3 separate regions of the Homo sapiens genome follow, and regions 1 and 2 are each linked to region 3. A link is a loop called in an ENCODE intact Hi-C map of the cell type or tissue named here. Cell type or tissue: chondrocyte. All regions are shown on one strand. Links, peaks and the distances in the headings refer to the core of each region. The heading gives the core; the rest is flanking DNA. Region 1 has its middle 73 kb from the start of ADAMTS7. Region 2 has its middle 60 kb from the start of ADAMTS7. Region 3 overlaps CHRNB4 (cholinergic receptor nicotinic beta 4 subunit).

What was found. Hi-C counts contacts between places; a loop is a spot of excess contacts. Peaks named below come from ENCODE experiments on the same cell type or tissue, not always from the same donor. Only the 100,000 strongest peaks of a DNase experiment are listed, where the experiment ranks them.
Region 1: a loop joins it to region 3, with 2.3 times the contacts of the local background. A loop is called at or near these places in 2 of 110 quality-filtered maps.
Region 2: it touches region 3 in a loop (7-fold over the local background); 11 of 110 quality-filtered maps call a loop at or near these places.

The regions. Positions count from the first base shown.
Region 1 is chr15:78,735,752-78,740,987 of GRCh38, reverse strand. It overlaps the pseudogene DNM1P37. Among named protein-coding and RNA genes, the nearest start is that of ADAMTS7, 73 kb to the left of the region's middle. RefSeq lists enhancers at 1-549, 550-1,529. In chondrocyte, for the core only: a CTCF peak has its summit at 2,687 (motif pointing right); no DNase peak of the experiment used is centred there.
Region 2 is chr15:78,749,106-78,754,341 of GRCh38, reverse strand. It overlaps the pseudogene LOC646938. Among named protein-coding and RNA genes, the nearest start is that of ADAMTS7, 60 kb to the left of the region's middle. In chondrocyte, for the core only: CTCF peaks have their summits at 2,885 and 3,090 (motif pointing right); DNase peaks (open chromatin) are centred at 2,531, 3,141 and 4,381.
Region 3 is chr15:78,637,011-78,641,010 of GRCh38, reverse strand. All of the region lies in intron 1 of CHRNB4 (cholinergic receptor nicotinic beta 4 subunit), which reads left to right. Among named protein-coding and RNA genes, the nearest start is that of CHRNB4, 2.2 kb to the left of the region's middle. RefSeq lists an enhancer at 2,821-3,322. In chondrocyte, for the core only: CTCF peaks have their summits at 1,893 and 2,103 (motif pointing left); no DNase peak of the experiment used is centred there.

The sequences.
Region 1 (5,236 bases), core at 467-4,466, 100 kb before region 3:
CACACCCCAGATCTGTGCTGCACGTGCCAGCCAGTGAGGGTGCTGGGTACCAGGATGTGGCGGGGAAGGAGGCGTATGCGTGTTGTGGACATGTGTGTTAGCGTGTGCATGCCGGCTGTGCATGCTGTGGGGCCTCATAGCATGTGTGTGCACACCCCGGCATGTGCGTGTGTGTGTGTCCCCCAACCCCAGGCCTGCCCCACCCATGCGTGTGACCTGTCATGTTGATCTGATGCTTTCAGAATCACTATCAGTGGTCCCTGAGGAGCATCAGCCATGGTAGGTACATGCCTCACCGCCTGCTCCATGAACGGTGTTCCTGCCCCGCTGCACCGGCTCCACACGGGGGCGCACCTGGGACCTCAGATCCAGGCTCCCTGCCCCTCCCTTCTGGAGCTGCAGATTTGCTCTTTCCTCTTTCTGTCCTCGTGCTGCTGGCTCTCTCACCTCCCTTCCCTGCAAGCCATGGGACTCAGCGCCACTGCCCAAGGCCTCCATGGCTGAGCCTGGGGGCTGTTGGAACAGTCTCCATGCCCAAGCTGGCAGACATGGGTGCTCTCTGTAGTCATCAGAGAGGGCAGAGAGCTCATGATTTATGGTGTAGGGGCTGGGAGCTTGGACGGGGTTGTGTGTGCGGCTGGACTCTGAGGCAGCTAGAGGTCTAGGAACGTCATCCTGGGCACGCTGTACCTGTCGTGCAGTCTGAGTCATGCTGCCAGGTCAGGGTATCCAGATCCCAGCCTGGGAGTGTCAAGAGTCAAACCCACTGCAGAGGAGGGGTGATAGTCAGGGTCCCACCTCCTCTATCTGTTGGCAATCCCTGGTGATCTAGGATAAAACCTTAAGAGTCCCATACACACGGTCATCCCACAACACACTTCACAGGCCAGGCAGGGACACACAGCCCCCTTCCCTCCCTGCCAGGTACCACCGCAGCTGCTAGCGTGTGACTGAAGGCAGGGTCCCTGGCCCCCACTGAAGCACTATCGCCGACCAGCAGGCTCACGCACCTTGGCCTGTTGCTCCTAGGGGTCGCCTGTGCTATTCAGCCAAGGGGACCACAGTGCCTGCTGGCCCAGCTGAGCTCCGCCTAGCGAGCCCACCTGCCTCTCCTGCCATGGACTCTCCCTCTTCTGCTTTTCCCAGCAGGAAGGACCCAGCCTCAGCTATGAAACTTGCAGCCCCCCTCACCCCGCAACCAGCTGAGGCTCCCCTCTTAGACTTATAAGTCTATGGCCAGTGGCATCCGGCTACCTGCCCTCCCTGCCTTCCCCAGGGTCCCTTCAGAGGACCCTGGACTTTCTCACCACCAGAGGGGCCTCTGGTACTCACTCCAGCCATCCATCCCTTATAGCTTCACCATTTTGGTTCAAGCAGTGTTCCTTATCAGGCCAGGTGGCTGTTGGGTGGGGCTCCCCAAGCAAGAGGTGGCCCTGGGCCAGTGGGTTGGAAGGCAGGGTGACCAGAGAAGAGAGAAGCCCAAAGCGGCTGAGCATTGGTCTGAAGTGTGGGTGCACTGCCTGGGTGCCATGGGAGAGGCCAGTGTGTGTGAGCTGGGGAGGGCTGCCGCAGCCCCCAGGCACTACCTGTGAAGCTCTGGCTTCTCCCTCCATCTTCCTCCCCTTTCCCTTCCAGCCCCTCTTTTCCAGGAACCTTTGCTACACCCGCACCTGCGCGCTCCCCTCCCCGGCCCTCCCACAGCTGCTGCGACATGCCCGTGCTCTGCGCTTGCATCACCAGCTCTCTGCTTGCTATTCTCTCTCCTATTTTCTCTCTGCTTTTCTCCAACTGCCAACTGATTGGGTTAGGCAAGTCCATCCCATCCTGAGAGCTCCAGCCCCACTCCAACCTCTAAACAGATCCTCCTCTTCTCAGAGACCTCCCTTTCCAAGCCTGCCTGGGCGGGTGTCCTGTGACTTGACAGTGGCTCCCCAGCCCCAAAGCCAGCCCCCTTCATCTGTGACTTAGTCTGTTGTAGTGGTGAGCTGACACATCCAGGTGTGACCATTGCTGAAAACTTGTGGCCCCTCTGTGGTATGCCCCTGCCTTGTTCTATAAATAGCTATAAATACTCATATATATATAAATATAAATATATATATAAATATACATATATATAAATATATATATAAATATACATATATATATATATATATACACACACACACACCTACATATGGCCGACCACCTCGCCTCTAGCACTGGGAATCAGTCACCGTGCTGTCCTTGTGGAGTCTTGTGGCCCAACAAAAGGAAGGTCTCCCCTGACACTGCCCCTCCAAAGTGTGCCACCTCCAGTGAGCCTGCCTGTCATGCCCAGCCTGTGGACAGCCAGCCCCCGCCATCCGTCCCACCCCCCCACCGTCCCACCCCCCGCCATCCCTCCCACCCCCCACCAAGCATGGGGGTGCTGTGCAGGCAGCTGTGTGGCCTGACAGTCTCTACCAGCCCTGGTGTCCCTTGGCTGAGAATCAAACCCATTTCTGGATGATGGGGAATGTGTCCTCTGCTGGCTGTGTTCTCTGTGGAGCTGAGGGGAGGGAAAAAGCCAAGCCATTTCTAGGGTGCTGTTGGGAGCGGTGAAAAGGCCACACCCTTTCCAAGGGACACTTCCTGGAAAGCCCCTGGAGCTTAGCTGGCTCTTATCCTGTGAAGCTGGCTCTGGCCACTAGGGGGCAGGACCATGAACTCAGCCTGGAGGAGCCTGCGGGGCAGCTGACACTCTAGAGGGCCAGACAGAACAGGCCACCCTGTGCAGACAGGAGAGGGAGGCAAGGGGACGGAACCGAAGACGACTGGGGTGAATGGAAGTCAGTGGCCTTGGGTGCTCGTATCTGCCTTCCCGGCCACCGCTAGATCAGGCTTCTGAGCCTGTTGGCTGTCAGGGCCGGACTGTGCCCCATAGGCGCCATAGCAATCCCCATGCAATCTACCAGGTGTCACCAGGCAGCATACAGGTAACAGGCCTGGAAGGTCCCCAACAGCCCAGCTGGACATGCTCACTCTGGGGCTCTTCATTCAGTGGCGCAAACTCCAGGACCCAGTGAGGGAAATGGGAACCCACCAGGCTGAGCAGTATGGCTAAATCCATTTATTCCAAAATGGAAAGCAAAATAAACAGGAGTCACATCACCAAGGCAGCCAGGACCCCATCCCCTCCTCCTTCCTCTGTCCTATGCTATCAATAAATAAGTTTCCCAGCCGTAAATAATGATTAGAACCTCCTCCTCATATGCCAGCTCCAGCCTCTGGTAGGTATGATACAAGGGGTGGCCCTACCCCCCGGAATATACAAAATGTTACACAGATACTATGTGTACACTGGGGAAGGGGGGCCACCCCAGCAGCCCGAGCCCTCACCTGCTCTACAGTTAGCCCCACTGTCCCGCCTCAGCTGCCTCTCTGAATAAGATGGGAGCCCCCTGAGGGAAAAGTTGCTTTGGTGAGAGTAGGGGAGGCCATCAGGCCTCCTCCAAACAAACCAACTCCGCCAGCCTCTGGCTCTTAAATAACAATCATCATCATCCAGAAATTTAAGGACTCAGCCCTGGTCAGGTGCCAAAGGGTCTGTTTATCTCCCCCCATTAGGCAGGGATCTTGTCTTGCCACCCTAATGGTAAAGGGGTGACTGGGAAGGGGTGGTTGGTCCATGGCGGGGGCGAAGTCTCCAGTCCCACTTCTCCAGGCTTGTGCCGACAGAGACCTGCTTTTATTTTTATCCCATGACTTAAAAAAAAATCCCGTAACTTCCTTTTCATAACTTTTTAAAATACTTTTCATAAAACATTTTTCTACTTTTTTTCACAACTTCTTTTGCCACAACTTTTCCACAGCATTTTTTATCCCATAACTTTTTCATCCCACAACTTTTTAAAATTCCCGTAACTTCTTTTTAGTTTGTTCCTTTAATAAACACACTTGCATAGTTACATTACAATTTCATAAAAATAAAAACTGATTATCTCATGCCAACTGTCCCCAGCATTTTCACAGTCTCAATACTCTTAATACTATAGTTTTCAAGACACATAAAATTTTAAGGCAAAAACAGCACTTTGCAACAATTTAATAATTTATTACATTACAGTAGCATCACAGTAGCAGTGAATAATCCCACTTTAGGCAGTTTCCGTATTTCCATTATACATTCTGTTTACAGGAATTCATCAATTGGTAAAAGTCATTCTAAGAAAACTTGGCAAATAAAGGTTTGGACTTGAATTGGCATCTCTTTCTCTACTTTTCCTTCCTCCAGTTTCTTTGTTTTAAACTACTGTATTCATATTTTAAAATGTTATAATCTCAGCCACCGCTTTGCCCCAAGCTTCCTGCTGCTGCAGCTGGTCCACGAGCTGGGTCTGCAGCAGTAACTGCCTGTGCAGCGCCTCCTTCTCAGAGGTCAGCTGCTGATAGGTGGCCACGTACTGCTGCAGGTGACCCAGGTACTAGTCTCACTGCTGCTGCAGACTCTGAGACTCTTGGCTCTTCATCTCCACCTGCAGGAAGACCCTGGGCATGAGGGCACATGGTGGCTGGCTTCCAGGTTCTGGGCCCATTAATAGGGTAGCTAGGGCACTGTGGGGCTCTGTCACCTGCCCAGGACCCTGCTCCCTTGCTCCAGGCCTAAGAGGCTTCCTCCCTTGCCTAGAACCCCATACCTCCTTCCCCAGCCTCAGATCTCATGTCCTTCTTCCCACCATTTAAACTGTAGGCCACAGACTGGTGGAAAAGCAGAGGGAGCCAACCACCATCTGCTAAGTGTGCTACATGCCTAATGCTTTCCAGGTATTCTCTCATTCAATCCTCAGCACCTCTGCAAGGAAAATGCTAACTTCCTTTTGAAGTTACAGAAACAGAGACTAAGAGATGAACAGTAGTTGAATGGTGACCAGTGGAACCGAGGTCGGAATCCAGTTTGAATCTAAGGAGGCTTTTTTGTTTTGTTTTGTTTTGTTTTGAGACAGTGTCACTCTGTGGCCCAGGCTGGAGTGCAGTGGTGCAATCTCAGCTCACTGCAACCTCCACCTCCCGGGCTCAAGCGATTCTCATGCCTCAGCCTCCTGAGTAGCTGGGATTACAGGCATGCGCCACCATGCCTGGCTAATTTTTTATTGTTGTTTTAATTTTCGTAGAGATGAGGTTTTGCCATGTTGGCCAGGCTGGTCTCAAACTCTTGACCTCAAGTGCTTCTCCTGCCTCAGCCTCCCAACGTGCTGGGATTACAGGTGCAAGCCAA
Region 2 (5,236 bases), core at 708-4,707, 110 kb before region 3:
CACAACCCAGGCAGGTGGAGGAGACACCAGGAGCACTGGCCATCCCCAAGGAGGCCATGGTTTTCAGCTGTCCAAGACCGTTCACACTGCGGCTGCACCACTGCCCTGCAAAGCACCCCCGAAAACATTCCTCCATCCCCTCAACCAAGGCCAGCCCAGGCGTGGGCCTGCTTTGCAATATGACGGTCCACTGTTTACTTGGAATCCCATCCCATCGTACTTGGTGAATGATTTCCACGAGTCAAGAAGGGCATTCCACAGAATCTCATGGAGCCATGTCAGGCATGGGGCAAGCTGGGGACAGAGCAGCCCAGTGATCTGCAAACACAGGCTGGCCATGAGAAGTGAGGGTGGGTGTCTGGGCAGCCAGGCCCTCCCCATGCAGGCTGGGAGCCACTGTTGGAAGAGTTGTGTGTGGAAGAGCACAGGCTATTCTAGAAATGGGGCATGGCTGGCAGCTTAAAGCCACCAGTGGGAGGTTCACGGGCTTTCTACAGTGGCCATTTCTGAACAAAGGATGTGCCTGCTTTTCTAAGGCAGCCCCTTTTCATACCGACCTTATGCCTGAGGCAGCAACCCTCTGGCCTACAGGTGCCTGAAGCATAGTGGGCATCCTTCATAGCACTGCCATTCAAAACCACACACCACTGCCCACTATGTACAGGAGAGAGAATATGGGGAGATGCCCAGCAAAGCAAGGTTTCAGAGGGTCAGAGCACCGACAGGCTGACGGAGGCTGGAAACAGGCTCTTGCAAATAGCCACTGGTAAGCCCGAGGATCCACCAATCAGGCAGAAAGCGTGACTGAGATATGTATAACCAAAAGTATGGCACGGAAATGGCTGTAAACAGATTAGACCTCCCACCCCTGCCCCCCGCACAGTGGGAAATGAGGAAGGGCAGCCTGGCTTGGGACATCTGCCCAGCAGATCCCCAGAGGCCACACACGTTACATTCTGGCTTTTAAGTGCACTTTCACCCTTTGGGCACACTTTGGTTGTGAAGGCAGGAAGAGCAGCGTCCCGGAGCCCACTCAGGTATCCTCCTCCTCGTCACTGACCAGCTCACCCTTGTCAGGGCTGGTGTCCCGCTCATGCAGGAAGTCCTCACGGATGGCCTCCAGCTCGGTCAGCTCCAGCCGGACTTTCTCCAAGTGGTAGGCACGTCGGTTCCGGATCTGGCGTACGGGGAAAGGGTTCAGGTCCCCAAAGGAGATACTGATCAGCTTCCTGGCAGGACGCAGGGGAGAGACAAGAGAATCAGCGGCGCTCCAGAGAGTGCTCACACACAGCCCTCACAGGCACAGCAGGTGGCCTGGGGCAGGGTGGGAAGAGCACTGGCCAGGCTGGGGGCCTGATGCAGGGGACGAGGCCCACCTTCTGCAGAGAGGTGACAAGGAACAAAGGCCCAGCAAGAGGCAGGTTCAGAATGATGGCCTGCACTCCAGCTCTGCCACATGCTTGCTGTGTGACTGAAGTCACTGCCTTTTGTGGCCTCTGATTCCTCATCTGCACACTGGGGTAACAGTAGTGCCACCTCCTAGGGTGTGGGATTACTCGTGTTCCCACACATAAGCGCTGAGAAGAGCTCCTGGCACTTGCATGGTGATGGTGGGTATGTCTGCATCCTTGGGCAGGCACGAGGCCTGGCACCGGGCACGAGTCCAGGACGTCTGTGTCCCAGGATTCATTGACTGGGAATGAACACAGGCCCAGGCAGTCCTGGTGATGACTGTCAGACCTAGTCGGCAATGTGACAAGTGTCCAGATGCAGTCTACAGAGAAATGTGCAGCTCGTGGGTTTCACATCCCCAGGTCAGGGCTCCAATTTTCAATAAAATGTTAAGGTTATGATCCACTTGCTCCTAACCACTGGTCAGTGGCTTAATAAAAACAAAACCAAAAGCTGTCCTGAGGCCTGGCTATGGATTTGTAGCACTAATGGGTCAGTCACACTGGTCTCTGGGGATCACAAAATAGGCCAGTTCCTCCAACACTGGGGCCACCATCTTCCCCTCTCTGGATTCTGCCAGGCCCCAGATGCTTTGTATCCACCAACATGGGCTCATGCGCTTCCCTGTCAACCAAAGGCCCAACAGACTCACCAGCCCCAGGAAAAGCTGTGATGAAACAGAAATGCCCCGAAGGACTTCCTGCCTGTCCCCATCAGAGCAGGCCATTTGCTCCTGCTGCTGTCGGCTGCGTGGGCTCCTTTTAACACAGGCACACACGAGGGTGCAACCTTTTATGTTTCAAAACACCCACTACTACCTGGACATGCTTAACTCTCATCCAGAGGCTTAAGGTCAGAAAGGCCAGCTTTATTTAAATTCCGAATTCACCAGTGTGTGTTCTGGAACATGGGAGCACCAGAGAACAGAGAACGCCCAAGCACAGGGGTCCCCGCGTGTGGATTTCTCAGGTTCCGCCTCCTGCCTGGCTCTGCAGACCGGGCTGCCAGCCCCAGCAGGTGGGAGGAGGCTCCGTGTGAACGGGGCACAGGGTCCCCACCACCAGTCCTTTCTCCCCAACAGCTGTCAGCCCACAGCCCCCACAAACCCCAAACCTACGGCGCCCAACACTCCTGTGCTGCAGAACACGAGCCCGAAGTATAATTCTTCATTTGCTCCTCAGTCAGGAGCTGACAGAGACCCCTCGGCCCAGGCTGGCACCCGGGAAGCCAGACCCCACCTCTGCCTCAGGCCTGGAAGGTTCCTCTGGGAGATGAGAAGGTGTCCCATGGTCAGCTAAATTTGGGAGACGATGCTCAGCGCCTTAAAAGGCTCCTAGAAGTCCTGCTGCAGAACGTGGTTCAATCCTGTGTAACTCCCGTCTCCTGAATGCAGCTGACCACACAACTCCCTCCCTGTGTTTCTGAAGGCCAATCGCTGTGCTGCAGGACTGGCCTCCTTGCAACCACTAGTCTGGGAAGCTCATTAAAACACTGAGGCTCCAGCCCAGAGGCGGGTTATGGGCCCCTGCAGTCTTGATAACAGCGGGGAGCCTGCCACCGCCTTGGCACTCTTTAAAGCACCTGTTGGTGTGGCGACCCCGCTTTCTAAAGCAAGCTGCAGGGGAGACCGTACCGCGAGCCGCTCACAAGGAGGCGCTGCAGGACCATGCAAGGCCCAGCAGTGTGGGAGGGGCCAGGTCGGCCTGCGGTGCCAGGGAAGGGGCGGGCACTCGCCAGAGCCACGCCCACTCGCCTCGGCTCCTCCTGGCAGCGCCTGGGACCCAGTACAGAACTGAGGGCAGCGGCGCTCCCAACACTGCCCTAGCTGTCGGCATGGGTGAGCTCACTCCCTGTCACTCTCGGCAATCCTGACCCAACACGAGATGAACAGAAACCCCCCAGGCTCACCCCAGGACTCAGAATCAAATTTCCCCCGCAAATATGATTCCCATATCCCTCCTCATTTGGCAGAAATCAGGGCACTCTTGTTGGTGCTATTAGTAAGCCTGAAACTATTACAAACACACTCCCCAGTAAAAGACTAAAAATAGCGATGACCTCCAGGAAGCCTGGCATGGCCTCAGCCAGCACCTCAGCTCCCATTGTCCAAATCGGCTCTCAGGGTCAGAGCAGCCAACAGCTGCGGTCCAGGGGATATACGGATGAGGGTGGCCCAGAACAGGCAATGACCGTGTGGCCAGGGAGGGTTCCTGAATACTTGGCTGCCCAGGCCAGAAACACAGGGCTCTTCCAAGTCAAGGATCACTTGAGCCCGGGAGTTTGAGACAAACCTGGGCAACATAGTGAGACCTGGTCTCTACACAAAAATTTAAAAAATAGCTGGGCTTGGTGGTGGCACGTGCCTGTAGTCCTAGCTACTCAACAGGCTGATGTTGGAGCATCACTTTGAGCCCAGGAGGTTGAGGCTGCAGTGAGTGGTGATCTCATCCACGGTACCCCAGCCTGGTGACAGAACGACATCCTACCTCCAAAAAAAATTTTTTTAAACTGAGTAGACAGGTGTCCTGGTGGCATGACAGGTCCTGGGTCCCCTTCCAGATCTGTGACCTTGGACAGGTGGCTTTTCCTCTGGACTTCAGTGTCCCCATCTGAGTGAGAAAAGGCAGTGGGGACGCAGATCTTCAAGTTGAAGCAGTGTAGAAGCCGCATCTGAAAAGCCATACTTGGGGCTCCAAGTCCAGCACACAGTCCTAGCAGGGCCCAGCGGGGTGGCCAGGGTGGCACAGGTATCAGGTCCCAACCTCCTTCCCTCTTTGCCCACTCTCAGACCAAGGAATTCATCTTCTCAGAGCTGCTGTCCAACCTGTACTCGCATGGGGACCAGAACACGCTGATGGAGGAGTTGGCAGAGAAGGCACAGTGGGGCGGCGAGATGCTGCGCAAGCGCCACGTGCTGACGGAGGCACCCAGCAACATCGGTGAACATCAACACGACCACTGTCAGCACGCCCACGGGGGCCCGTGGATGACTCCTGGCTGCAGGTGCAGAGCATCCCAGCTGGACGCAGGTACCAGGGCCAGCCCCCACGGTCCCAAAGTCCCCCAGGCTCCATGGCTGAGCCTGGGGGCTCTTGAAACAGGCTCCGTGCCCAAGCTGGCAGATGTGGGTAATCATGCCTGTAATCCTAGCACTTTGGGAGGCTGAGGCAGGCAGATCACTTGAGGTCAGGAGTTGGAGACCAGCCTGGCCAACATGGCAAAACCTGTCTCTACAAAAAAAAAAAAAAAATGAATTGGGCGTGGTGGCGGGTGCCTGTAATCCCAGCTACTCAGGAGGCTGAGGCATGAGAATCGCTTGAACCTGGGAGATGGAGGCTGCAGTCAGCCGAGATTGCACCGCTGCATTTCAGTCAGCTTGAGCAACAGGGTGAGACTCCGTCTCAAAAAAAAAAAAAAGGTAAGAATGGTTCAACTTTTACTTCATCCTATCAATAGGTTAAAGAAGAGTAAAATGGACAGATTTGGAAAACCATTTTTTATTTAAAAAGAGAAAATTAGGAACAGATGAAAACTGTCTTAAGAGTATTTGAGAAACAAAACAGCAAATTTAACATCAGACAAAATATCTAAATTGAGAAATAAAGTTAAAAGGTGGATGGTGTGCCCTTTTAATGTCATACTGGAGCATTGTTTCATAGATACTTGTTTTACTATTAAAGATTGATTATTTAGAGCCGTGGTCCTCACACATTAGAGTGCATCATCATGCCCTGCAGGGCTTGTGAAACCGGCTGCTGGGCCTCACACCAGAGTTTCTAACTCA
Region 3 (4,000 bases), core at 1-4,000:
GTGGGAGGGAAGGGAGGGTGCCCTGCGCCCGGGGGAGTGGCCCGAGATTGTCCCGGCCAGATGGGGGCGTGGGCAGGGCTGAGCCCACTCGCTGAGGCAGCGGGGGCGGGCCTGCGTGGGTGGGTCTGCCAGGTTTGGAGTGGGGGCCGCCTCTTCTCGGAGCCGCTGCCAGGGCCAGGGCCACCCTCCAGGGCGAGTGTCTGTGGGCTGGGCAGTGGGCTGGATGACACCGGCTTTGCAGGCACCGCGGGTCATCCCCAGCAGTCTGGGAGGCTGGGAGTATACCGACTCCCGCTCCCAACAGGGCCGAGGCTCCTTCCTTGCCTAAGAGGTGACTTTCTTGAAGCGTGGGTGCAGAGGAGCCGGCCACCTGGGCGGTGTAGGCGCTTGGGAGCGAATCTGCTGCTCAGCCTTAGAGAGAAGTCCCCTCCCACACAGCGGTGGTAGAGATGGGGACACTGGGCCGAGAAGGAAGGGGGCTTGCCCAAATCAGCAGCCCTGGAATGTTTTGTGCTTTGGGGGTGGATCTCCCAGCAAACACATTTTATGGCACCGCTGCCTCTGGTCACCCACCCGAGGTGTGCCGGGCCTGGACAGCCAGCTTGACTGAGGGCCAGGCTGGTGAAGTTGGGCCTGCCACTCAGGAAGGAGACCCAGCCCTTCTCCAGGTAGAATGCAAATGTGAGGACTGCCTTCTCAGGGCCTCAGTTTCCCCACCTGAATTCCAAGGGCCCTTCTAGCTCCTACAGTCACCCAGGCTTTTCCTCCAAGCCCCAGTCAGCCTAGAGGACCAGGGCTACCTCTTCCTTGGATAGAGACCCACCATAGGGGAGGCAGGAGGTAGGAGTCAGGGAATATATAAGGAGCTAATAATCTGAGAGGAAGCCATAGCTGGAATTCTAAACTGTGAGTGTGTGTCCAGTTTGGGAAAGCATATCCAATCTAAAAATTTACATTGAAAAAATGGAAAGATATACCCATCATTTTGGAATACAAACTACAGAAAGTAGTTTGTACTACTCCTATAAAGAGGTGGAGCTCTCATCAAAGATGGTGTCTGCAGGCAGTCTGTGTATCGTGGCTCTTCTACTAGCTGGGTGACCCTGTGCCATTTCTTTCACCATCCTGGACCTCAGGTTCCCCATCTGTTCTATGGAGAGAATGTGCCCTGCCTACATATTTGGAGACTTGGATGTGTGTGGGGGCCAGTGGCAGTGTTTCTTAGGTGTGGTCCTGGGGCAGCCTGTATCACCCTGTACAGATTTCTGGGTCCCACCCTAGGCTTACAGGATCAGAATCTCTGGGAATAAAGCCTAGGAATCCAGGTGATTAATACACATGATTGAAGAAGCACTAATAGTATGTAATAAGCTCTTTATAAAAGATAAATTCTCTACATAAAGAAAAATCATAGGCCAGGCGCGGTGGCTCACACTTGTAATCCCAGCACTTTGGGAGGCAGAGGCGGGCGGATCACGAGGTCAGGAGATCGAGACCATCCTGGCTGATGTGGTGAAACCCCGTCTCTACTAAAAATACAAAAAATTAACCGGGCGTGGTAGCAGGCGCCTGTAGTCCCAGCTACTCGGGAGGCTGAGGTAGGAGAATGGCATGAACCCGGGAGGTGGAGGTTGCAGCAGTGAGCTGAGATCATGCCACTGCACTCCAGCCTGGGCGACAGATCAAGACTCCGTCTCAGAAAAAAGAAAATCATAGCTGCCTTTTAATATAAATATCATGTTCCCTTCCTCAGTTAAGGACATACACCCCAGTTGAAAAATCACTCTGCCTTTCCAGATGCAGAATCTAATCTTTCCAATAAGATTCTGTTAACTGTTACTTTCTGTAGTTTGTATTCCAAAACAATAGGTATATCTTTCCATTTTTTCAATACAAATTTTTAGATTGGATATACCTTTCCAAACTGGACACACACTCACACAGTTTAGAATTCCAGCTATGGCTTCCTCTCAGATTATTAGCCCCTTTCTGGCAGGGAACAATTCTTCCCAAGAAGGCCTGGAAGACAAAACCCTGGGCAGAGGCTGGTGGGGCCCACTCCTCATCAGAATCATTGAATCATGACTGACCCCTAGTGGCGGCTTCTCTGTTTAACTGTCAGCCCATGGGCTGGGATGTGACCCCTGACCGTGCTGCAGAAGCTTCCACCCATCCTGGGCCACCCCTGCCACCTGGGGGTGAAAGGCCTGTTCCTTGTCCTTTGAGCCCAGCAGGCCTCACAGACATTCAGTAGATTGGAAAGTCTAAGCATGTGCTGGGCTGGGCTGGGCTCCGTCGCCCCTTTTTGGGGGGCAAGTGGGGTGCATTCCAGTCCCCAGTATCCCTGCTGTTTATTCCCACCCTTCAGTGCACCACCCCCCCGGCCCCCCGGCCATACACTCACAAGTACAAACACAGGCGCAGTCATGGGCACACACTGCCCGGGACAGCACCATTTCCAGGCTCTGTGGGGCAGTCTCCTTACAGGGAAGCTAATGAGGCACTGAAGAAGGCTCAGGGGTCAGGGAAGACCTCTGTCGGAAAGAGGCTCCTATACCTGGTTCCTCCTCTGACTTGCTGGGGGCACTTGAGAAAGTTTCTTCCCTCTTTGGTCTCAGTTTCCCCAGCTGAGAAATAGGGGGTTGGGCTAAATGGTCTAAAGTTCTGGGAACCTCTAACTCAAGCCCACAGCTGGTGGTCAAGATGGGGGAGTCCCTCCGGGTCAGCTGAATGCCTGAGAGGCAGGACAGGCCCAAAGGTGAGCCACCCGGGCACATCAGGTGGGCTCGGAGCTGGAGCATGAGCCCCACAGCCTGCAGAGCAGCCCTGCGCTTGGGAGCCCTGTCAGACCAGCCTAGTGGGACTTCAGAGATGTGGGATCCAGCCTCCCCTAGTATTGCAGGGCTGGGGGATGGGAGCTGCAGATTCTGACCCCAGAGCTGCCTCAGACATGCCAGATGGGCTTGGGCAAGACACACCCCTCTCTATGAAATAAGTCAGTCCAAACAAACATGCTAAAGAAGGGCTGTGGGAGGGACCCAGCTCTAGCCTGGGGCTACAGACTGGCTTCCAGGGTACTCAAGCAGCTGGCCTCTGGGAAAGGGGTCCTGGATATAAGAAGCAGGGCTCAGAATCTAGGCCAAGCATCCATAGGACCCCCCTCTGGAGAGCCCAGGGCAGCCTGGGGGAGGGGCAGCAGGCAGCAGGTGCACTAGGAGCATCTTTCACAAGGCACTAAATATTGCATCTGTTCCAGATAGGCAGCGAGTTGGAAAGTGGATGAAGTCGGCAGGGTGGCGGCTGCTCCCCACAACCAGGAGTCCAGCCCAGCACCCACCCCTAAGTCCACCTCAGGCCTGCCTAATTGGGTTGGTCTGTGCTCTGGGCCTTCTGGCCCTACCCACAGAGGAAGGGGTTTGGTGCAACTAGGTGAACTGGCCCTTGCAGGAAGATGTAATCGACTCCTGAGCCTGGCGAGCCAGGCAGCCCCTCACCAGCATGCCCGCCCCCACCTCTCCGGCCCCTCTTATTCCCTGATCCTCCCACCTGCTTCCCTGCCCCGGCACTGTTTCTTCTGCTCATTCTCATCTCTTTTCCTCCTCCCAGGCTTGCCTCCTCAGATGTCCTTGAGTCTCCTCTGAGTCTCCCTTTTTCCAAGCTGCCCCCTCTATGCTTTACACATTCTCCCTGAAGACACTAGAGTACACAAGCCCAAGTCCCTGAACCTCACCTTTACTCCCAGACAGGTGAGGGAGATGACATAAAGACCCAAATGCCACTTGGCAAGGGATCGGGGGTATGCAGAGGGGCAGATTTGAGGCTATGGAAGGTCAGGGGGGCTCCCTGCATGAGGCGGTATTTAGGCTGGGTCTTGAATATGGCTCTGAGCTAAGACCTCTCCTCGAAGCTCCAGATGAGGAGCCAGCTGCCAGCTGGACCCCTCCATTTGGTGTCTCAGAGGGACCTTACACTCTGTAGGTCTAAGTCTGAACCCGGAAAA